Linked DNA regions of Homo sapiens: region 1 is linked to region 2. The links are chromatin contacts, found by Hi-C or POLR2A ChIA-PET in ENCODE. All regions are on one chromosome and are shown on one strand. Each heading gives the region's core, a stretch centred on a gene start or an enhancer-like site at or near the end of the contact. The rest is flanking DNA. Distances are from core to core; before and after follow the strand shown. Region 1 has its middle 63 kb from the start of SNX9. Region 2 overlaps NOX3 (NADPH oxidase 3).

Region 1 (5,408 bases), core at 834-3,333, 2.3 Mb before region 2:
GTTGAGCTGAAGGCCATTAAAAAGCAGATGCAGGAGAGCTCTCTGCCCTCGCTCTATTTGCCTAAAGCGGGGCACAAAGACAAAAGGTGTCCTGTCCCCCTTCCACCAGGGAGAACAAAGGTTAACCACGGAAGACAATTTCAAACCCTGTCAGCCTGGAGATGGTACTGGAGGAACCCACATGGGCAAGCCTCACCGAGCAGCCTTCCTCTGCCAGTTGTTTGCTTCTCCCCAAGTTGCTGCCCCCTAGAGACTCGAAATCCTTTTCTGCTTTTATTTTTAAAATATTTTAAAAAATACTTCCCCCAACCCCCACTGCATCCTCCCTAGCCACAGCGGGCTCCGGGACACTCTTCAGAGTCCTTTTCCTTTTCCTTTTCCTTGTCACTTCTCTAAATATTAGCTGTTCTTTGTTGAAGATACTGTCTAAGCTGGAATTCAAAGGCATCTCTCCCTGGTATCTTCCATGTGCATATTAAATACACATGATACTAAACTTCTGTTTGTTCCATGTGCATATTAAATATACATGATACTAAACTTCTTTTTGTTTTTCTCCTGTTAACCTGTCTTTTGTTACAGGGGTACATTCCAACTAAGAATTTATGAGAGCCGAAGAAAAAATTATCTTTCCTCCCCTACAGCAATGAACCAGAAATAGGCCACAGGGCCATCTGCTTTGGAAGCTTTGGTGGGATTCATAGGCTTTCTACCACCTTCCTTCATAGAAGGAACTGCACGCTTGAAAACTGCAACGAACCCAGTGAAAAGAGAAGAGGCTTCTGGCTACAATCAGATCTGCCAGTTGGCAGGTGATGGTGGGGGCACTGCCCCCAGAGCGGCTTCTAGACCTACTCTGCCCCTCCCGGCCCCACAGGGCACCCTGAGCTTGTACTCTGCCCCTCCCGGCCCCACAGGGCACCCTGAGCTTGTGAGAGGCACGGCCCCACCTGTGACCTCTCCCATCTTCTGGCCGTGCTCCCTGCGGTGCGCCCCACTCCAGAGAGCTCCAGCCCGGCTCCCTTCCTGCTGCGACGTTCATCCAGTTTCTCAAGTTCCAATTTTCATTCTGATGCCCTCGAACTTTTCTCAGCACAACATATCTGCAGTGAAAATGGAAATTCCAGACCTAAATCTATATTGAACCTCCCCAGATGTGCTGGCCCTGGGCTCTCCTTCCCCCTTCTTGAATCCTGAGGAACTGAAGCTGTCTTAAGAGCTCACGTGTGCGTCATCCCTTCCTGCACCTGCTTCCACGGGCCCTTGGCGGTAGCCTGGGAACAGCTGGTCAGGTACTATTAGCCCCATTCTACCAATGGAGAAACCGAGGCTCAGAACAGCTCAGTGGGATGCGGCTTCTGAGGTCACACGGTTCACGTGCACCAGAACTTGCTTCTAGGCCGCCTTTCCATATCCTGTGCTTTTTCAAAAGCCCCCTTTTAATGCTTACAACCCCTTTTTGCTGTGCAGGGTACAATGCTAGACTAGCAGGAGAGTGGTGACTCATAACCAACTTCTGACTTATTTGACCGCACACACAAAACAAGGCTCTCTACCCATTTTTCCAAAACACAAATTGCGTCTTTAAGAATGCTCTTGAACTCCAAGTGCAACTGACAGACAGCACATCATAGACCGCTTGATACATGTTGTTGTCTGAATGGAAAAACAAGACATGCCTCCAATTCCCCCAAAATAAGTGATTCTATGAAACTAATGCCACAAAAAGGAACTAAAGAAGAATGTGTCAGCTGTTCTAATACAATCAACTGATTACCTAGAACACAGGCAAAAATGCATGTCTGGGGTGTAACCAGTGGTGTGGGGGTGGGTCTGCCATTGTTTACAATCGCCACACATGGCGATAATAGAAAGCAGACCACTGCAGTGTTTTTCTTCCTATTTTTAAATTCTCTGCAGACAATGCACCCTGACTCCCACAGCTCTCTCCTTCTCCTTGGTACACCACCAAGTGTAACTAGTGATTCATACGAGGGTGATTCATGTTATCCATCAGATTTTTTCAAAATTATTTTTATTAGTCTTCTTGTTGTTGTTGTAAAATAAATCTCTTTTCCCCCGGCTGTGTTGCCAGACACTGCCTTCCCCAGCCTGCCCTCTCGCTCCCTACCTGCTTGCATCAGCCAGGCCTGGGGCAATGGGAAGGACCTGCAAAGGTGTTGAAGACCCTTCTCCATGAGGGAGTAGGAAGGGAGTCAGTCTGTGCAACTCCCTGTCCCCACCCAGGCCAGTGTAGGTGACCAGGCCACCAGCTGGCGTCTGCCCTGATCCTAGATTTCTTCTGGGCCTCAAATCCAGCCCTGAATGTCAGGTCAGGCAACCGGAAACTACTTCCTCCCAGTCCCCATATCCTCTGTACCCTCACTGGCTGGTCCTGCACCTGCACCTGGACAGAGAGCTATCTGAAGCTGTGACACTGGCATCTCCTGAGGCTAAGAACTGTCCTTGTCTAAACGCTTGGCTGTCACCCCAGCTCTGCTATACCAGCCTCACCAGACTGATTGAGATAGAGGCCACTCTGGCTCAGACTTGAGCTCCCTACTTTGCGATTTGAACCTTTGGACACTCTCTGGGGGAGAAATGTGGATGGTGACACCCTGTGGCCTGGTTTTAATGGTGTGCTAGTAAATGTGCACAACAGGCTCTCTGGAAGAAGAGTCCTGAAATGTACATTTGCCAATTTCTGTGGTGTAAATACTGCCCCCATGGCCAATTTCCAGCTGTCAGTAAGAAGTCACTGAACGCAGAGGTGGAAAGAGATGTGCAGCAGAACAGGGTTATATAATGCTTCCTCCACTCAGACACGCAGATGTAAATAACCTTGATGGCCCGGGCGTGGTGGCTCACGCCTGTAATCCCAGCATTTTGGGAGGCCAAGGTGGGCAGATCACGAGGTCAGGAGATTGAGACCATCCTGGCCAACATGGTGAAACCCCATCTCTACTGAAAAAAAGATAAAAAAAATTAGCCAGTGTGGTGGTGCACGCCTGTAGTCCCAGCTACTCGGGAGGCTGAGGCAGGGGAATTGCTTGAACCTGGGAGGTGGAAGTTGCAGTGAGCCAAGTTCACACCACTGTACTCCAGCTGGGAAACACAGCAAGACTCCATCTAAAAAAGAAAACAAAAAACAAACAAACAAACAAAAAAAACAAACTTTGATGGCATAGGTAATAGTAAAGTGTAGATCACTAGGAAGTGATGAGCTTTAAGTGTTTATTACTTTTGTTTTTAGTATAATCTATTCAATTTGTAAGTTTATATCATTAAACTTTTATTTATTTTTCTTATTTATTTCTATATTTATTTGGAGACAGGGTCTCCCTCTGTTGCCCAGGCTAGAGTGCAGTGGCATGATCATGGCTCACTTCAGCCTCAACCACCTGGACTCAAAGCTCACACCTCAGCCTCTTGAGTAGCTGGGACTACAGGCGCCCGCCACCATGCCCAGCTAATTTTTGTATTTTTACTAGAGACAGGGTTTCACCATATTGGCCATGCTGACCTCAAACTCCTGACCTCAAGTGATCCACCAGCCTCAGCCTCCCAAAGTGTTGGGATTACAGGCATAAACCACTGCGCCTGACCCATTTAATTTTTAATAATGGCTGTGTTTAACAACCAGCTTGCAAATTTCCTGAAAATTTAACCATGAGTGCTCCTGGGCCCATCAGGGCCAGCTCTAGCATGTCACAGCCTGGTTTGGCTCTCAGGCCCCATCTTTGCATGGCTTCAGCTAGATGTCATGGTCCCCTGCCCGCAGCCTGCATGACTCAGAATTCCTACCAGCCAGGGCCGTGTGACTTCTGACGTCCAGGTTGCCAAATTCAATAGGTAAATTTCACTCCTTATTCTACTTGGCCTCCCAGAGACTCCTGTCTTTTGAAACTCTCAACACCATCATTGTTCCTTGCTATGATTTTAAACCTTCTCTGAGGGCACAGGTTCCTCTGCTGGCCCTTCAGCTGTTGGTGTTTTTCAGGACCTGAGGTCTTCTTCCACTGTCCTCACTGGGAACGTGAATGCCGCTGCTTCCCAGATCCCTGCCTTCAGTTCAGGTCTCCCTGTTGAACTCAGGTCTCATCTGTGCAACTTCCTGCTGCACAGCTTCCTGTGACCATCTCTCAGGCGTCTCCTACTCAACAGGTTCCATCATCCCTACCTGTCTTGCTCACGCAGGCATCCATGCTAGCGTTCACCCCATAAATACTTCTCAGACACCCATTACCTGCTAGTCACTACACGTGCTGACCATACAGCTGTGACTCAGCCACAGTCCCACCCTCATGGGGCTTATCCAGGGGACATGGTGTCACCATGTGCCCAGTGACCCCAGCCAGAGCCTTCAGTCATCCTTACCCCTGACCTCTCCCACTTACCATTGTTTAGTTGGTAGATTTGATCTGTTCTTCTTCCTGCCCAACTCCGGAAGCCTCCCCTTCCTCTGCCCCCACCAAGAGTGTCTTTTCCCCAGGCCCTTGTCATTTTGCTCTGGGATCATCGGGAAGCTCCTCACTGCTCTCCTATCCCCAGACTTGCCGCTCTCGAATCCATTCTCCATGCTGCTAGAGTAATGATATTTCTGAAATCACATTTATGATATTGCCATTTCCCTGTATAATATTCTCCCAAAGACCCTCATAGCATTCCATGTAACATCTAGCCTCCTTGGCATGGTAGAAAAGGCCTTTTAGGTGACCTGGCCTCATCTGCTTCTTTTTTCTTTCTTTTCTTTTTCCTTCCTTCCTCTCTTTTTTCTTTCTTTCTTTCTCTCTTTCTCTTTCCTTCTTTCCTTCCTTCCTTTCTTCTTTCTTTTCTTTTCTTTTTTGATAGGGTCTTGCTCTGAAGACCTTGGAGGCTGGAGTGCAGCAGTGAGATCACACCTCACTGTAACTTTGAACTCCTGGGCTCAAGTGATCCTCCTGCCTCAGCCTCCTGAGTAAGTGGGACTACAGGCATGCACCACCATGGCCGGCTAATTTTTAATTTCTTTTTGTGGAGACGAGGTCCTGCTATGTTGCCCAAGCTCCTCAAACTCCTGGCCTCCCCATCTGCTTCTTAGTCTTCTTGTTACCATTCCTCCTGAGACCTACGCTCCAGCTGTGGGGACATTTCTCAGGCCTACCCCCTATGCTGGTGCCAACCCCTTCACCCAGAATCCCTCCACCCGACGCCAGCCCTAGCCCCTATTCCTTTCTTTGATTGCCTGCTCCTAGTCATCCTTCAAAGCTTGGTTCAGCTGCAAGCTTCCCAGTATGGCTGTGCAAGGGGCATTGCAAAGAGGTGGAGGGTGCCCTGTGCACATCTGAGGTCACTGTAGATTATGACAATTTTCTGGTACATAGTGATAAAATGAATGGTGCCACTGAGGTCATCAGCAGGGCAACTTC
Region 2 (5,573 bases), core at 2,317-4,816:
CCAGCAGCAGGCACTAGAGCAATGGTAGGCAAAGAGCCCTGATAACCCAAAGCCGTATGAATGCAGGAGGAGTGAGGATGGCAGACGAGCTTGGTGCTGGGCCGTCCTGCATATCTTCTCTGCTTAACCCTTTGTCCACAGTGTCCTCATCTATCAAAGGGAGACGCTTGACTTAACCACCAGGTCTCAATGTGTAAACCATGGGACATCTGTCACCTGACATGATCCACTAGAGAGAATTCCGTAGTCAAAGGAACTTAAGCAACGCTCCTGCAACATCCCACTCTAGAAGACATCATCCACTAGCCATTAAATAAGTTCTGCGGGGGTGGGGCGCAGTAGCTCATGCCTGTAACCCCAGCACTTTGGGAGATTGAAGTGGGAGGATCACTTGAGGCCAGGAGTTTGACGCTAGACCAGCCCGGGCCGCATAGAGAGACATCATCTCTGCAAGAAAATTAAATATTAGGGAGTTCAAAGCAGTGAGCCGTGATCGCACCACTGCACTCCAGCCTGGGCAACAGAGCGAGACTCTGTCTCTAAAAAAAGTTCCGCAGAAAAGATCCTCATTCAGTTTTGTTTCATCTATCTTTCCCAAGCTTATTTAGCTACAGAACCTTTCCTCACCTAACACCTATCAAGAATTCGTATTCTGTGAAGCATCCCAGGCAATGAGGGCTAGAAGATCTCTAAACTCGGGTCTCTGCCAACTAAGAAACAGCAGTTAACTATTTCATGAGTTTCCAAGTGACAGGTCCTTGACATACATTTTCTCATTTGAATTTTTTAATCTCCCCAACAACCTTATAAAGTAAGTAACACAAGGCCTGTTTTCCAGGTAAGGAACCTGAAGCTTGGAGAGATTAAATTGATTTTCCTGAAAAGACATGGGTAATCAAAGGCAGAATCAGGATTCAAACTTAGGTTCATCTGGCTCTTTCCATGACAAAACCAACACATGGTAGACGTGACCCCCAGCTCCTCCTGCAACCCTGGAGCAATATTTTAGGAAGACGGTGGGATTCCTGCTCATAGAATCGGCACCTGAATTTTGCTGTCATCAAAGAACATGCCTGATTCCACCCTGACTGAAATACTGCCTGCAGTTCACCTCTCTGAGCTGAGTTTCCTGATCCACATAACGGAGAAATAAGAATCCATATCCAACAGGGAGTTTTAATGCTAAATAAGACAAATAATATGGAAATATTACCATAGAAATGTGTATACAGAAATATAGATGATTATCTAAATGCTGATTGTATCTACCAAAGGTATAAATAGGTTACCAGTACTGCTATTACTAATGGCCTAGATTTATCAAGCACTGACTACCTAACAGGAAGGAAACTGGGCATTTTACATGCACTATCTCATGCCATCTTTTCGTCATACTTATCATTTTTATTCCCATTTTACAGATGAGAAAACTAAGGCCTGATCACAAAGCTAATAGAAATGACAGTCATTTTACTAAATGCTCATAATAGCTCATTCAGATAGGTAATATTCTCAATACTGATGAGGACCCTGACACACAGAGAGCTAAATAATACTAGAACTAGAGTTTGAATCTAGATCCTTCTGGCACCAAAGCTCATCTTCTTTCCTCTACGCCATAATATATTTAACAAAGCAAGCAAAACAGTGACTGGGATATTTGGACCTCACAGCAATGCTTTGTTTTGGTTCGTGATGATTTTTCAGCCACCCTAAGTTCTTCCTTCCCTCTTGCTGCCTACCAAGTAAATCCCACTCAGAGAGGTGGCTCACTGCTTCATGGTTTCCACGACACTAAAAGTCACTTCATGCTTCACAGGAAGATGGTGGTGGATAGCGTGTCTCATTTTCATTCACTCACTAATCCAACTAATATTTCAAGTCCTGCTCAGAGACATGCAAAGTCTCATTGTCATTACACCCGACTCACAATCACCTCCCCCTTCTCTTAACCTCCACCACTCCTTTGCTGCCCTACTGTTATGTCACATATCTTTCCTGTATTAAGATTCGTGAAATAATCTTATTTTCTCTAACAGACTGTGAGTTCCTTGAACATAGCTTCTCTGGATATCTTCATACATATATATATATACACATACAACATGTGATAACTATATATATAGTAAAAATATTGAATAAATCAATGAGTGAATAAATGTCTACATGTCCAAAAAGAATAAACAATGGCTTCTGTACACAATTTTCTTTAAAATTTAAGGGTATTAAGGTTTTGTTTATGTAACCAAAAAAATTCTTCAATGATTTTTACTAAATTCCAATTATTTTACTAGGAATATAGAGGAAAAATCTTATAAGAACCCCCAAAAATTTTAAAATTCATACAGGAGCCTACAAAATCTTAATTTTGCCTCCTTTCTCAGCATTCCATTGTCATTCCTGGGCTCTGCTTGTGGCGTTTCTCAAGGCTTTCAGCACTGCAGTCACCACAAAACCATAAAATAGGGACATTGATCTCTATTCCAAGAAACAGAAACAGTAGAGTAAAAAATATAAAAGCAATGTTTTCATCGCTTATAAAAATGTGAGGGACTATTTGGACACGACTCAGGTGAAAATAAGGGCAGAAATAATGTCATATGGGAGAAAGGAAGCTAAAGTGTGGAATCATAAAATAACTTAAAGGTCCTAATCTCCTAGCTTTGCATAGGACCATGAAAGTCAGTATCTGCACCTCGAGCGGAGATGATTTGTCCAAAGTCACCCAGCTTGTTCACCACTGAGTCAGGACCTGAGCATGTGTTTCTGATTTCTGCTTCAAAGTTCTTTCATGGAAGAAGTGAGGTTTTCATGCTATTGAAAGTTTGGGCTGAAAATTACAGTTCAGATCCAATTCCTTAAGCGTCTGCAGGCATGAGAACAGGTTTAGGAAGTTTCTCTCTTTTAAAGCAACTTTGTGTTGGTTTGAGTATAGCTACTATTAGGCTTATGTAACTAATATTTGTCAGGGCTACCTACATGCTTTTGAGATATAAAGACTACTCCTTCCACTAAACTGTCAGAGTCTATATAATTTTTGAAGTGCCACAGAGCAAAGCAGTACATATTTATCTAACGGTGTCTTCACAATTTTAAGTCTGGACTATAGTTTTCAGATTGTCCTCTTTTGTAATAAGGAAGGAAAGGACAACTCGCATAGGCGTTGAGAGCCAGAATTTTAAGCTTAAATGGTTAACTGCGATTAGGTGGGATTTTTTTTTCCTCCATGTGTAAAAACACTGGTTGGCATAAGGCATACATTTTTACACACAAAACTCAAGTTGCAAGTCTATAGGAAAAAATGTGCACCAAAGTTTTCTCAATTGTCACCGTTGCAAACTAGAACTTCTTTACCCTTCTCCTCTGTTGCATTATTCTAGAAAACTTCTAAGTAAAATGCAGGAGCACAACCAATAAGGCGCCTGCCACTTCCTCAGTGGGAAGCGTCATAAGTAGTACTTTCCATTTGAAGCTGATGTCTTAAAATATCTTTGTTTCTAAGTACTTTTGTTTTGAAAGATCTGGGAGGGGGCGGGGAGTGGAAGGGGAGGGGGAAGAATGGGCAGGAGGGGATTTCCCAAGAAGGCCAAATAACAAGAAGTATAATGATGGCTTGCTGTGATGAAAATGGAAAAAAGTTGTAATACATGAAAGAAATATTTTCAACGCAGAAGTAAGAGCCAAACTTCACTGAGTTGAAGGCAGCTGAGAACGCTGTGCCCCTGTGGGATGAGGGAAGGCTGAGGGTGGTTGAGAATTCTCTGTGATGCAATATGGAGGAAGCTGAATGCTGGGGGTGAAAAATGCCCTCTAGCAATAAAGTCCTCCACCTCCTGCCTAACGGGTATGATTAATTCTACATCACACTCAATTTGTGAAAAGAGCTCTTGAAAAAAAATTAGGACGGTTTGCTTGTGCAAACTGTCAAAATGATGAATGAAATAGGTGTGTATGAATGGGGAGGGAGGGGGAGGATTGCTGACATAAATAGATTGGCTTACACATTTTAGTTCTCCCTAATATCACAGCTGTGCAGTCAGGACTGAGACAACTGCCAACTGCAAGATGCGGTTCGTTTTCTTAACTGCATATGTAGTCTTCAGACTACGATACAACAGATTATACAAGAACTGAGATAATCTCATTTCTTCATAAATTGTCTTCCTTCATCAGCTCCATAATATATAACCATGATAATGGGTATTTATAGTGTGTCCCATGCAAAATGGCCTTTGGGTTCTTAACCTAATATAATAAACAGATAATTCAAATAAAAAGACAGCACGGGCCAGTGGGAACAAGGGAAAGAGGCCAAAAAAGACAAAAAATCCATACTCTACTAAAATATATTAATAAAACAAAGGAGGGCCTGCTCTCTTTTCTAGTGAATGAAAAATGCATTTAATTTAATCTGTTTACTTTGAGAAATTATTTACTTTCACTTTCCCTCACACTGGAGCTCTGACTACTCCTGGAACTGATCATCTCTACTAATCACCAAGATTCCTGCCATCAGTTGGCCTCTTTAGGAGGGGCCATTCATGCTTCTCCTAAAGAAATGTATGCTTCTTGTCTTTCCTCGGAGGGCCTCAAAAGGCCTCAGTACCCCATCAGCCCTCACCATTGCTCTGTGCGGAAGTGACCAGTATTAATATGTTTAATATCTTGGTTTATTAACCACAGATTGCGTGACTACAGTCTTCTTGCAAAAGAGTCCAATGAAATACACAAACATTTTAAAATCTCCCTTCACCTCCCTCCCCAAACTAAACACCTCCCCAACTTTGCTCCCTAAGAAACTCACCATTAAACAGTTGAATATGTCTCATTCCATTCCTTTTCCATGCATTTATATGCATATACCTATACACATTCATGCATAAATAGGGGTGTGTGTGTGTAGAAGGCAGAGGAAGTGTAATTTGTTTTGTTTTTCATTAAAGCATAACTTCGGGCACCGTCAGTGTCAATACCTGATGATCTATTTCATTTTGTTTGGTGTCTTTAGAGTATTCCATAGTGTGGATAGGCCACAATTTATGGAATCATTCTGCTATTAAATAATGTTTCAGGCCAGGTGTGGTGGCTCACACCTGCAATCCCAGCATTTTGGGAGGTCGAGGTGGGCGGAACACCTGAGGCCAGGAGTTGGAGACCAGCCTGACCAACATGGCAAAACCCCATCTCTACTAAAAATACAAAAATTAGCCGGGCGTGGTGTCAGGTGCCTGTAATCCCAGCTACTCGGGAGGCTGAGGCATAAGAATTGCTTGAACCTGGGAGGTGGAGGTTGCAGTGAACTGAGATTGCACCACTGCACTCCAGCCTGGAGGATAGCGCGAGACTCCGTCTCAAAAAAAAAAAAAAAAAAAAAAAAGAATGTTTCAGATGTTTCAGTTGTCCAACAAGGATTATTAACTGTAATTAGACCAAACGGAGGCCCAAAAGAGATCAGTCCTCAGCCACAGGGCGAAGTAGCAATATAGTCATGAAATAGTTAACATTGAGGATAATCACATTCAGAAAATGTCTTAAGGATGAAAAATTATTGACAAAGCCTGGTCTTGGCCTTA

What was found. A loop is a pair of places that touch in the nucleus more often than their neighbours do. ChIA-PET counts read pairs that join two places held with the same protein, here RNA polymerase II (POLR2A). Pooled maps may share reads with other maps.
Region 1: a loop to region 2 is called in a map of naive thymus-derived CD4-positive, alpha-beta T cell, with 12 times the contacts of the local background. The contact joins two enhancer-like sites. A Hi-C loop is called at or near these places in 1 of 168 maps with a recorded cell type or tissue (naive thymus-derived CD4-positive, alpha-beta T cell) and 7 of 50 pooled maps. POLR2A ChIA-PET finds 5 or more read pairs at or near these places in 1 of 52 experiments (activated CD4-positive, alpha-beta T cell).

Annotation. Positions count from the first base shown.
Region 1 is chr6:157,757,611-157,763,018 of GRCh38, reverse strand. No RefSeq gene overlaps it. Among named protein-coding and RNA genes, the nearest start is that of SNX9, 63 kb to the left of the region's middle. RefSeq lists enhancers at 1-199, 1-628. Within about 2 kb of position 2,083, at least 10 of the 41 ENCODE cell types and tissues checked have a DNase peak (open chromatin) inside an H3K27ac peak, as active enhancers do.
Region 2 is chr6:155,416,549-155,422,121 of GRCh38, reverse strand. The region is part of intron 10 of NOX3 (NADPH oxidase 3); the gene reads left to right. Among named protein-coding and RNA genes, the nearest start is that of NOX3, 37 kb to the left of the region's middle. RefSeq lists enhancers at 3,511-3,570, 3,671-3,820. Within about 2 kb of position 3,566, at least 9 of the 41 ENCODE cell types and tissues checked have a DNase peak (open chromatin) inside an H3K27ac peak, as active enhancers do.